Regions from separate parts of the Homo sapiens genome. Here region 2 is linked to region 1. Evidence: chromatin contacts called from ENCODE Hi-C or POLR2A ChIA-PET data. All regions are on one chromosome and are shown on one strand. Each heading gives the region's core, a stretch centred on a gene start or an enhancer-like site at or near the end of the contact. The rest is flanking DNA. Distances are from core to core; before and after follow the strand shown.

Region 1 (5,933 bases), core at 1,220-3,719:
TGGGGAACCCATTGACAATGGCTCAACTGGGAGAGTTGCCAGGCTGGAGGCCTTTTGACAGAGTCATGAGGGTTTGGGCCTTGGAGTTGGAGTCTCCTGTTGGCCATGAAGAGCTGCATGGCCTTGGCCAAATCGCAGCTGACCTTTCCTCTCCTCTCTATGAAATGGTGTAGCAGACCCTGCTAGTACCCCCACCCCAATGCCTCATGTCCCATTGATCTTCACCTCTGTTATTTAGAACACCTGGGACTCAGTCCGTGAAGCAGGATCCCACCAGGTGGAGGTGCAGGAGACAGTACTGATGAGTGAGTACCTGGGAGCAACCCTCAGCCAGGTGTGCGCAGGCCATTGGTGCACCACCGTAGCTTGTGCTGTCTGCCGGAGCTCCCAAGCGGGATGGAGCGCCTGGCGATCATGGTGATAATTGTATGAATAAGGCATTTTTATTGGTTGCCTTCCTGTCCTCATCTCCTGTCCCCACTCCTGGATTCCTCTCCCAATTCAATGACTTGCAGTCAACTCCTCGTCTCAAAGTCTGCCTTCTGGGGAGCCCAGCTGTGGGCTGCACAGATGAGAAAATCCACCCAAATGGACTCCATGGCCAGGAAGTGAGTGAGCCCTTGATGGATAGCCAAGGTCCTTGTCTCTGTTAGAGTGGATTGTGGCAAAATTGGTGGTTATCAGTCTGTTTTGAGGGGCCCATCTCCCCACAAGGAGAAGTGAGCTAGAAGCAAAGACAGAGACCGCTTCATTTTAGGACAGTTTCCTTCCTCTATCCACAGCTCAGCATCAGATAGAAGCCTGGGGCGTTTATCTGTTGAGCATGGGACGCAGCTTGGACAGTGGTTTGCTTTCCTCTCTGAAATGCACTTTTCCAAGGCCAAATCGCAGATAAGCAGCTTCCCCCTGGAGTACCCCTGTTTTATGCGGGGTAGGGAGGGCCGTGGGTGCGATTATGCTGGTCTGGAAGCACACATTGACTTTAGATAGTCCACACAGTGCATGCTCAGTGGAAAATCGAGAGGTGTTGTGCATCTTGAGTCACCACCCTCTCTCACCACAGGGTCAATCATGAGGGGAGGAAGGGGAGGCAGAGGGAGGAATGGAACCTGATGCTGTCGGTGAACCTGAACATGGACAGAGTGTGGGGGGCTCAGTGGAGTCCACAGAAGCCCCCTCCCAGAATAAGGAGGCTGCTGGCCGGAGCTGAGTGCAGGGAGGGAGGCATCTTATCAGCTCCCGGACCACACTTGCCGTCCTTCCCTCTGGAGGCACCACCCATTTGCTGTGTGCCAGTAGCAGCATCATTGAGACCAGATTAAAAATGTCTGTGCCCTTTAAAGGTGGGATGTTTTATTTTTTTATTTGATTTTTTTTTTTGAGATGGAGTCTCACTCTGTCACCTGGGCTGGAGTGCTGTGGCGTGATCTCGGCTCACTGCAACCTCCACCTCCCGGGCTCAAGTGATTCTCCTGCCTTAGCCTCCTGAGTAGCTGGGATTACAGGAATGGGTCACCACACCCGGCTAATTTTTGTATTTTTAGTAGAGATGGGGTTTCACCACGTTGGTTAGCCTGGTCTCAAACTCCTGATCTCAAATGATCTGCCTGCCTTGGCCTCCCAAGGTGGGAGCCACAGCTCCAGGCCCAAAGGTGGGATATTTTAAACTTGGGCTAGTTTACCATCGGCTCAAGAAAGAAGTTAGGTAATCAAAGCGGTAAATGGTTCTCTGTCTACCCAATTTTAATTTCCAGTACTGGCTTTTTTTTTTTTTCAAGAGTGAGGAGGGCTCAAAAGTACAGGGGGAGGAGATGGAAAAAGAATGGAGGGGCAGGGTCAAGGAATTGATCAACGGCATAAAACGACCTGCCGTCCCTGAGCTCCCCCTCTTTGGCTCCAGCTGGCAGGAGCTCAAGACTGTTCACCAGTTACCCCAGGGCAAAATGAAAGAGGATCAAATTTCTGCTACAACCTACTCTATCCCCCCACCTAGTAAATCCATCATGTGTGGAAGAGCCTCGGGGCCCTGCCTCCCAGACCTCCATCTTCTCATGGTAGCTGCGTTTGCCTCGTCCCCAGTGAGATGGACACCCTGGGTCCCATCTGGACCCTCCCTCTGGTCCTCCAGCTGGCCCCTGCCCCGGCCCTGGCCCCTCCTCAGACTGGGTCAGGATCCATTCCTGGGCCTGGCCCATTTGCTGGTCATGTCCACTCATCACTTGCTGGCCCTTTATTCTCTGTGGATGAGTTTCCCCATTCCCAGCTGTCCCCAGCTGCCCCCAGCAGGCATGGGTGTGGAGTGTTTGCCAGGGTTGGGGCTAGCAATGGAAACCTCCCCTCTCCTCCCAGAATCCAAGGAGGAGGACCAAGATGCAGGCTGGGTCAGAAAGTGGGTGATGGATGACTCAGGCCTTGGCGGCCAGGGCAAGTGGGTGGGAAAACATCTAGGTTTTTGCCCATTCCGAGTGCTTCTCATTCTTTCCAGTTTCTGTGTGCCAAGTTGCACTGCCAGGGCACTTCAGAACCAAAGAATAAAGGGTTTAGGCTCACTGGGCTCCTGCCCCTCAACCCTCCAGGGTGCCCAAAGCTGCAGCGGTCCTGGGTGTATGCAGCTGCCTCTCCCGGGTCAGGGTGGCCTCCACCAGTCTCCCTTGCTGCCTGGGAATATGATGTTCAGGGCCGCAGGGCTGAATTCTCCCTGAGTGCTTTATATAAATACCCGCTTCAGGGCCGACACGTACTCCATCATAGGGACCCGTCAAATGAACCAGCCAAGCCCATAAATTATTGCAAAAACCATTCCAAACAATAAAGGCAATTTTACTTACTGAACCATTAAATGTACATACTTAAATTAGACCCAACAAGACATCGCGTGGGGATGTCTCAGGGCCAGGCAAACAATGAGTTTCGAGGAAGGGCTATCTTGTGTTTTCCCCACCTCTCACATGAAATTAATGAGGTGCTTCATATTTAATCATCATTACAATCATATCTTTATTTAGTTACTTAGCTGGGTTTGACCTGCTGCCTCGGGTAGCCTGGATGTCACCTCTCTGCCCTGGGCTGTCCTGACAGCCGGTGAGAGGTCAGCAGGAGGCTGGTGCACAGATGCCAGGCTGCTCCAGCCCAGTGAGGCAGGCTTGGTGGATGTCGCTTCTGCCTCTGGGATCTACTGAGGCCAGCCTGCAGTTTTCTCTGACCTGGAGATCAGAGCCCATATCCGGGAGACACACAATGGCAGCTCTTCCTTGCCCACCATGTTGACTCTGATGCCTGGTCTGGCCAGTTACATCTTTTAAATATTTCTTAGATATTTGTCTCTTTTCTCTTCCTAATACCAATGTCCTAGTTCAGGTCCCAAACTTTGTGCCTTTGGTGTTAATCCTCCTTCATGCCCTGATGCCGGAGCCATTTCTGGAAACTCTAAATCAAAGCCGCTCACCCAGCTCAGAGCCCTTTGGTGGCACCCTTTGCCTATTGGAGGGAGATCGAATCCTGAGTATGCCATTCAAGGCTCCTTCTGACCTTCCCCAGACCCCAGTGACTCTCCCGGCCTTGTCTCCTGCCGCTCCCTGCCTTAGCCTGTATAGTCCACCGTCACCTGCACTACAGACTGCCCACAGTTGACCCTCCCACATTCATCAGCACTTACTTCTACAATATCCTGCCTCTATGCCCCTCCCACTTCTCTTTTCCTGTGTACCTACAATTTGTCCTTTAAAACACCCAAGGTGCCAGTTTCTCCATGTCCGGCAGGTACATTTTCAAATCCTTAGGTTGGGCTAAATGCCCTTAGGAATCCCAAGACCCCCTTTGGTCTCTCATGATGGGTTTGGGATGATCACTTCACATGCTGGTCCAGGGGTTATGCGTTTGCTGTGAATCCTCAGCACCTAACACTGGATCTGGTGCACAGGGACTCTGCCAAACCGTCTGACGCCGCCAGGCTGGGATGCTGTTACTCTTCCTGTGTCTGCAATGGGTCCAGAGTGGCTGTGATGGAGAGATGCTCCCGTGTGGTCACTGGGGAGATTGGTGAGGGCTGCAGGGGGGACCAGCACTTCCCACATCCTTCCTCAGACAGTGGTGGAAATTGGGTTATATTTGCATGTGGCTTGGAGGCCACCCAGAAAGTGTCAGGACATCCCTGGGGTCAGCAGTAGCAGCCGCTTGGTGCAGGTTTAAGAAGTCCACCAGGACAGAGCCAAGCATCAAACTGCGGGGGAGGGGAGGTGGGGGAGGGAAGATTAGTGCATCATCTGGGTGGGCACTGCTGGTTGTCTGTGCCCACTGCCCGCTGCCTGCTCCCTATCCCCATTCCCTTCCAAAGGGGGACTCAGGACACCCCTTGCTCCCTCTGCCTGTCTCCAAAAGCATCACTAAATGTTGATTAATAAAGTGCGATGTGTCTTGGCTTTTCCTTGCCCCAGTGTCAGGCCTGGAAAACACAAACAGACCCCAAAAGGTGCCAGTTGCACAGGTGCTTGTGTGAGCACTCCTTCCCCGCAATGGGATTGGGAGCACCCTGCCCCCAGGGCATGGAAGGGCCTTCTCTTCTGTCCTTCCATCCACTTCTCCACTCCCAGGGTGGGTCTCTGCATGGGTGTGTGGCCTGAGCTTCTGACAGAGGTAAGATGCAAGCCACGTCGGCAATTTTAAACTTTCTAGTGGCCACAAGAAATAAGTCAAAAAGAAAAGGTAAAGTTAAGTTTAATAATACATATGATCTAACCCAGTATCTCCAAAACATTATCATTTCAACATCTAATCAGTGTGAAAATTATGAATGAGGTAGTTTGTGCTTTTTATATCAAGCTTTTGAAATCCTGTGTGTGTTCTGCACACCCAGTGCCTCTCGACACAGACCAGACTCATTTTCTCGTGCTTGGGACCCACAGGCGTCTGGGGGCTCTCTGACTGGGGCTGTGCAGGTATTAACTGGCTGACCCTGGAAAATGCCTTTTTGGAAGTAAAAATCCTGAATTCTATCACTTCCCTCCAATCAGGCCGGCGCCCAGCATCAGCCATTCCCCTACTGAGCAATGCCCAGCTCTGCAGCCGGGAGAGGGAGGGAGAGGGGCGGCATAGCCTCCAGCATCTGAGATGCAGTTCGTGGGCACTAAATATGCAGGCTCAGCAGAGGCATCCAAAATGAGTTATTTATCAGCTCCAAGGACACAAAGACACCTTAAAATAAGGAGCCCGTGGCCACTCCTGTGAAGGTGCTGAGAAGCCAGGCTCTTTTGCAGGAGCCCCCGGGGGCCACCCAGCCCAGGAAGCCATCGGCGGTGCAGATCCTAATGAAGTCAAGGTTCACACACAGCCCTTGGCCCGCCAGGAATCTAACGTGGGGCTCTAGGATTTTCTAGGCAGCCCCTACAGTCACTCATATGCAGCATGATTAATGGCTGGATACCCCGGCGTGAAAACCATTTAAAAAATGGCATTTTTGTCACGGACAGTGTTCCACATATCGTAAAGGTCATACGTGCTAAGAGCATTATCCGTATTTCTTGGGCAAACATGCTTAACCTTGTAGAGCACATTCCCCGGCAGATCAGCGATCCGTCTCCCGCACTTCAGAGGACCCGATGGCGCGGGTTCTTTGCCAAAAGGGATGAAAGACGGCGGCAATGGCACCACGCAGGGGTTTCAGACAATGCCGCGAATTGGCTGCCGGCCTCTCACGGCGTCGGGGGGCAGAGGGCACGAGGCCCCACAGCCTGTGAAAGGCTGCCGGGATAAGAGACTTCTTCTGAACATCCGCGTGGCTCTCGCCAGCTTTGATTTCCTCTGGAGGGCTTTGGGGCATCAGGCTGGGGTCGGGAGGGAGGAAGAGCGCTCATCTCAAGCCCCGGCGGCCCAGGCTGGCACTGGGTCTCTGATACACGGAGGCTGCGAGGGAATTCAGAAGCGGCTTCTGTGTGCCT
Region 2 (5,933 bases), core at 308-2,807, 62 kb after region 1:
CCCCCATCCGACCTCCCCGCCTCCCTCCATCCCTCCCTCCCTTGACCTCCCCTCCCCTCCTCCCTCCCTCCCTTTTTCACAAATATTAGAGAGCCTTCCCTGTGCCAGGCACTCTGTAGTGTTTATTTTTATTCAGCTCCAGTTTGCAGACACCCATCAGGGGCCATTTAAGGGGAGAGCAGTGGGCGGGGAGGGAGGGAGGGAGGCTGCTCGCCCAGGGCAGGCTGGGCCTGGCAGGCTGGAGTGCCCTCCGTGTGAAGAGGTTCCTTGTCTTCCACGCAGCACCTGCCCATTGAACAGGGCCTCCAGCTCCAGCCAGGGACTGGGCCAGAAGCAGGCAGGGCTTCCCGACCACCTGCAGGACTGGAGGGGCCAGGGTCACAGGGTTTTTCTACATCATCCCTGAGGGGGAAGCAAGCGCAGACAGGCTTGCCCTGCACTGGAGGAAGGGAGGCTGGGCTGTTAAATACTGGCATGGCCCTTGCTGGGTAGATCCTCCTCCTCAGAGCAGGATCCTCACTTCTGCAGAGGCTTAGGGGCAGGGGAGGGACTGTGAGACTCCTCCTTCTACCTACGGACTCCTCATCCTGGCTGTGAGCCAAAGAGAGACTCTTCGTCTTTATCTTCTAACCAGCAGGCATGGGGAGGTCCCTTTTCGACCCCCGGGCTTCTGTTGACCAGTCGGTACCTCTGCGGCCTGCAGGAGCTGAGGCAGGGCCCCTTGCAGCCTGGCCCCTGCCTAGCTGGGAGCTACAGGGTGGCCAGTCCCAGGATCGCCGTGGGGGATGGTTAAACATGCAGAGTCCCCAGTTCTGTTCCAGATGGTTGGGTGGCAATAGCCGGGTTTGGGCCTGGAAATCTGCATGTCTGTCAACCCCCTCAGGTGGGCCTGGTCTGTGCTGACGACCAGATGCCTCTGTGGCAAGACCTAGGCTGGAGGGGCAGCGGGAAGTTTAGCAGGGCAGGCAGGGCAGGTAGGAGCCCCCTGGTTATTAGAGAGAAACACAGGCGTCTCCCAAGCTGGAGCTTCTCTCAGCAGGGAGCGCTGGTGCCCATCAGAGACGGGAGGGCAGAGTGGGGAGAGAGGCACCGAGCTGCCCAGGGGCCTCCTTCCCCCACTCCCGCTCAGCCCCGCCCCCTGGGCTGACTGCCAGGTTTCCCGGGATGGAGACATCTTCTAGCCCCCAGCTGAATCCTGGGAGGAGCCAGAACCCAGCCAGCAATTACTCAACTCCCGGCTTAACTCACAGGCAAAGCCCAGGGACTGTCAGTGGCCTGCCAGTGGCCTGCCTGGGACCCGAGGCTCTCTGGTGGGCTGGGGAGGCTCCTAGAGCCCAGCGAGGGGGTGGAGCCAGGCCGTGCGGGTCTGTTCCTGTGCTCTCAGCCCTGCTGGCACATGCCAGGACCCTCTCCCGATCTTGGCAAAGGGAAACAAAGTTGCTGCTGCAGAGTTAATTAAGGAGGGAGGAAGGCAGGCGGGGGAGTTGGCACGCAGAGAAGTCCTATGTGCCAAGTGTCCAACGCAGTGCCACGTGCCAGGGCCTGGGGAGGTGGTGGGAGATGGGGGAATGGTACTCTGCCTAGAACAAAGCCAGCTGTTTGGAGGTCAATTCCTCCTCTCCCCCGCCCGCACTTGCCAGTTCAACAGATGGGGGTGTCTGTCCCCTCCCCCCAACATTCATCAGGCCCCACCGGTAGGAGCACACCGAGGAAGGGGACAGCCTCCAGGGCTGTGCCATCCAGTGCAGAAACCACTAGTCACATGCAGCTATTTAAGCCTAAATGAGATGAAATGAAAGAAAATGTAAAATTCAGTTCCTCGTTTGCCATCTCAAGTGCTCAGCAGCCACCAGTGGCTGGTGGTTGCCACCCTGGATGGTGCGGGTAGGGTGTTGCCATCATTGCAGAATGTTCTGTTGATCAGGGCTGCTCTTGTCTTCAGCAACTGGCCCCGTGCTTCAAAAATGAAACAAAACAAAAAACAAAGACCAAACAACTTTTGCTGCAATGATCACCCTAACGTTCTACTTCCATTGTTTTGGCTGCAGCCTAAATCCACATGCATTATTCTTATTGAGCCCCAGGAAGAGAAACGAACACAAACCCTACATTGAGGGTGTCAATCAGTCAAGGGATATTTACTGAGCCTCTGCCATGCATGTGTCAGGCTCTGGTCAAAGCCCTGGGGTTGCTGTTCTGAGTAAGACCATCCCCCGTGTCACAGAGCATGGAGCTCAGATGTGCACAAGTATGATGTCAAAATCACCTCAAGGTAGTGTATGTGGTGCTGGGTGTGGAGCAGAGCAGAGAAAGCTGGGGAAGCTCAGAGAAAGGCAATTTGACCAACCTGGAGTTCAAAGATGGACTGCTACAAAAATCTGAATTCATCTACCTTTCGTTTGAGTACTAGATTAAAAAAAGAATTGTTTCCAGGGTCTGCTTTGCTGGGTGATACAGTCATTCTTCTTATATGGTTACTGAGAGAATCATTATGAACATTGTTTGGGTTCGTGTCATGGCTTGAGCTACAGAAAGACCAACTTTGAATTTCCAATTTAACATTCCCCTCTCTCCAACTTAACCTCTATCAAGTATTTTCATGGAAAGTCTGCAGATAGAGTCTCACCTACTGACCACAGACCCCCTTCTCTCCCCAGTTAATCATTTGGGAATCTGAAGACAAGGTTTCTCTTCCCTGCTTTCTGGGGAAAAGATGGTGGGAAGGTGGAGGTGGTTATTTAGCTTGCTGTATCTCTGCTGCCAAGGGACTCAGGACTAGATTTGATGTGGCTGTTCCACCAGGGGATTTAGGACTAGATTTGATGTGGCTGTCCCACCAGTATGACACAGATAATTTCTTAAACATTATATCTTGACCTTACCATGTCTCTTGTTGAATTTTGGTTACCAGGGATTGAATGATACAGTGTTTCTCTACTCCCACCCTCGCAGAACAATCTCTGCCTTTTAACTGAGGTGTTTAGGTTATTCACGTTTAATGTGACTATTACTATGGTTGGGTTTAAATCTGCCCATCTTGCTATTTGTTTTATATTTGTCCCATCTGTTCTTTGTTTTCTTTTCCTTTCATTTCTGCCTTGTTTTGACAGATTTGGTATTTTTTATGATTCCATGTAATCTTCTCTGTTGCCTTATTAACTATACCTTATTAAAAAAATCATTGCTTTTAAGTTTACATAACACACCTTTTAATCGAAGTCTACCTTCAAATAATGTTATGCTGCTTTGTGTATGATTTAAGAACCCTAAAGCAATGTCTTTTCAGTTCTCCCTCTCCTAGCATTTGTGCTATTGTCATATATTTTACTTCTATTAATACATACATGCCAAATAAATTCAATATAGTCTTTTCACCAAATAGTTCTGAATCAACTGGATAACCATATTTTTTTAAAGCCTCAATTCCTAACTCACCTTATATACAAAAGCTTGAAATGGATTTTTAAATCTAAATATAAGTGCTAAAGATATACAAATTTTAGAAGAAAACATAGGAAGAAAATCTTAGTAACCTTGGCTTAGGCAAAGATGGGACACATAAAGCACAAACTACAAAAGGAAAAAATTGATCAGTCATATTTTAACAAAACTGAAAATTTTGCCCCTCACTGTGAAAAGACAAACACAGACTGGAGGGAAACATTTGAAAAACATATCTCTGATAAATGATTTGTGCTCAGAATGTACAAAGAACTCTTATAACTCAACGATAAAGCGGTTAACACCCTACCCCATGAATGGGGGAAAGATTTAAGCAGATTCTTGACCACAGAAGATATATGAATGGCAAGCACATGAAATGATGCTCAACATCCCTAGTTATTGGGGAAATGCACATTAAAGCCACAGTGAAGCAAGAACATTAAAACACATATACAAAATTCATATGTGCATTAAAGCAACTGAAGTTCAAAAGACTGGTAATACCAAGTTTTTTTTGTTTTTGTTTTTTGAGACCGTTTCCCTCTGTTGCCTGGGCTGGAGTGCAATGGTGCGATCCTGGCTCACTGCAACCTCCGCCTCCCAGCCTCAAGCAATTTTCATGCCTCAGCCTTCTGAGTAGCAGGGATTACAGGCATGGACAATCATACCTGGCTAATTTTTCATATTTTTAGTAGAGATGGGGTTTCACCATGTTGGCTAAGCTGGTCTCAAACTCCTGACCTCAAGTAATCGGTCCACCTCGGCCTCCCAAAGTGCTGGGATTACAGACATGAGCCACTGTGCTAGGCCTGGGAATACCAAGTTTTGGTGTTAATGTGGAGCAACTGGAACTCTCATGTACTTCTGGGGAGAATGCAAAATGGTGCAGACATTCCATGGTGCAGTTTGGCAGTTTCTTAAAAAGTTAACATACGCTTATCATACAACCCAGCAGTTTTACTCCCCAGTTTTTACCCAAGAGGAATGAAAGCATATGCCCCCATAAAACTGTATGTGAATATTTACAGCAGCTTTGTTCATTACAGCTGCAAACTGGAAACATCTAAAGCTTCCATCAACTAGTGAATGGATAAACAAATTATGGTATATTCACAGATTGGAATATTACTCAGCAATAAAAATAGCAAACTGTTGATATGTGAAACAGCATGTATGAATCTCAAAAGTATGTGATAAACTCCAATATCTTGTTATTGTTGTTATTTTTGTCTTGGTTATCTTTTAAAGAGATTTAAAACATAAGAAAATTGTTATTTTTATATTTTGCAAATATTTTCCATTTCTGATATCTTTGATTCCTTTGTGTAGATATAAATTTCCATCTGATATCATTTTCCTTCTACCTGAAGGACTTCCTTAAAAAATTTGTATGGTGCTTGTTTGCTGGTAATAAATTATTTCTGTTTATGCCTGGAAAATTCTCCATTTTACCTTCATTTAAAAAGCTATTTTCACAAGGTATTGTTTTAAATTGATATTTGCTCACCCTTTCTGAACTTTAGCTCCAATGTCTTATGATTTGTGTTGTTTCTGATGAGAAGTCTGCTGTCATTTTTATATTTTTCCTGTGTATTTATTATTAGATAAACATAATTTATTTATCCATCCTTTTTTCTTTGGCTGCTTTCAAGGTTTTTTTCTTTATTACTGGTTATTCATGATTTGATTATGTGGTGGCTTGGTGTGGTTTTCTTCATGTTTTCTTGTCTTGAGCTTCATTGATTTTCTTGGATCTGTGGTTTATTGATTTCATCACATATTAAATTTTTTGTCATTAATTTTCTTCTGTCCTTTTCTCTCTCTCTCTGCTCCTTCTGGGATGTTAACTATACATACATTACATTGTTTGATGTTGTCCTGCACTTCACTAATGTTTTGTTTATTTTTTCAATTATTTTTCTCCCTAAAGTTCCTTTTGAATTGTTTCTATTCTTATGTCTTCAATTTAACTATTCCTTCTTCTTCTGTGTCTAATCTGTTGTTGATCCCATCCACAATATTTTTCATCTCAGTTTTCTTTTTACTTTTAAAAGTTTTATTTAGATTTAAAATATATATGTTATCTTCTATTTCTCTCATCATGTTTATGTTTACCTCTACTTTCTTGAACATATACATTATTTTTATAATAGTTGCTTTAAGGCCCTTGTGTACTAAACTTATGATCTTTGTCATTTACTGGTTTGTTTCTATGAACTGCTTTTCTTCTGGCTGTAGAGCCTAGTTCCTGCTTCTTTGCATGTCTGCTAATTTTTAATTGGATGCCAGACATTGTTAATTCCTCTAATTATTCCTTTAAATATATTCGTACTCTTTTTCTAGTTCATAGTTAAGTTACTTGGAAACAATCTGATTTTTCTTCAAGTATTACTTTTAAGCTTTGTTTCACACGTTTAGAACAACCTTTAGTCTAGGGCTAATTTAGTCCCTCTTCTGAAGCAATGCCTTTCTGAGGACTCTGCTTGGTA

Evidence for each region. Hi-C counts contacts between places; a loop is a spot of excess contacts on that map. ChIA-PET counts read pairs that join two places held with the same protein, here RNA polymerase II (POLR2A). Pooled maps may share reads with other maps.
Region 2: a loop to region 1 is called in a pooled map, with 2.1 times the contacts of the local background. The contact joins two enhancer-like sites. A Hi-C loop is called at or near these places in 1 of 168 maps with a recorded cell type or tissue (heart right ventricle) and 3 of 50 pooled maps. POLR2A ChIA-PET finds 5 or more read pairs at or near these places in 4 of 52 experiments (B cell, H1, HEK293 and 1 more).

Annotation. Positions count from the first base shown.
Region 1 is chr17:77,793,092-77,799,024 of GRCh38, reverse strand. LOC105371908 (a long non-coding RNA gene) reads left to right here. Exons shown (of 4, transcript XR_935001.2): 4 at 239-1,369. Among named protein-coding and RNA genes, the nearest start is that of LINC01987, 67 kb to the right of the region's middle. RefSeq lists enhancers at 1-369, 1,647-2,146. Within about 2 kb of position 2,469, at least 2 of the 41 ENCODE cell types and tissues checked have a DNase peak (open chromatin) inside an H3K27ac peak, as active enhancers do.
Region 2 is chr17:77,730,040-77,735,972 of GRCh38, reverse strand. No RefSeq gene overlaps it. Among named protein-coding and RNA genes, the nearest start is that of LINC01987, 4.4 kb to the right of the region's middle. Within about 2 kb of position 1,557, at least 20 of the 41 ENCODE cell types and tissues checked have a DNase peak (open chromatin) inside an H3K27ac peak, as active enhancers do.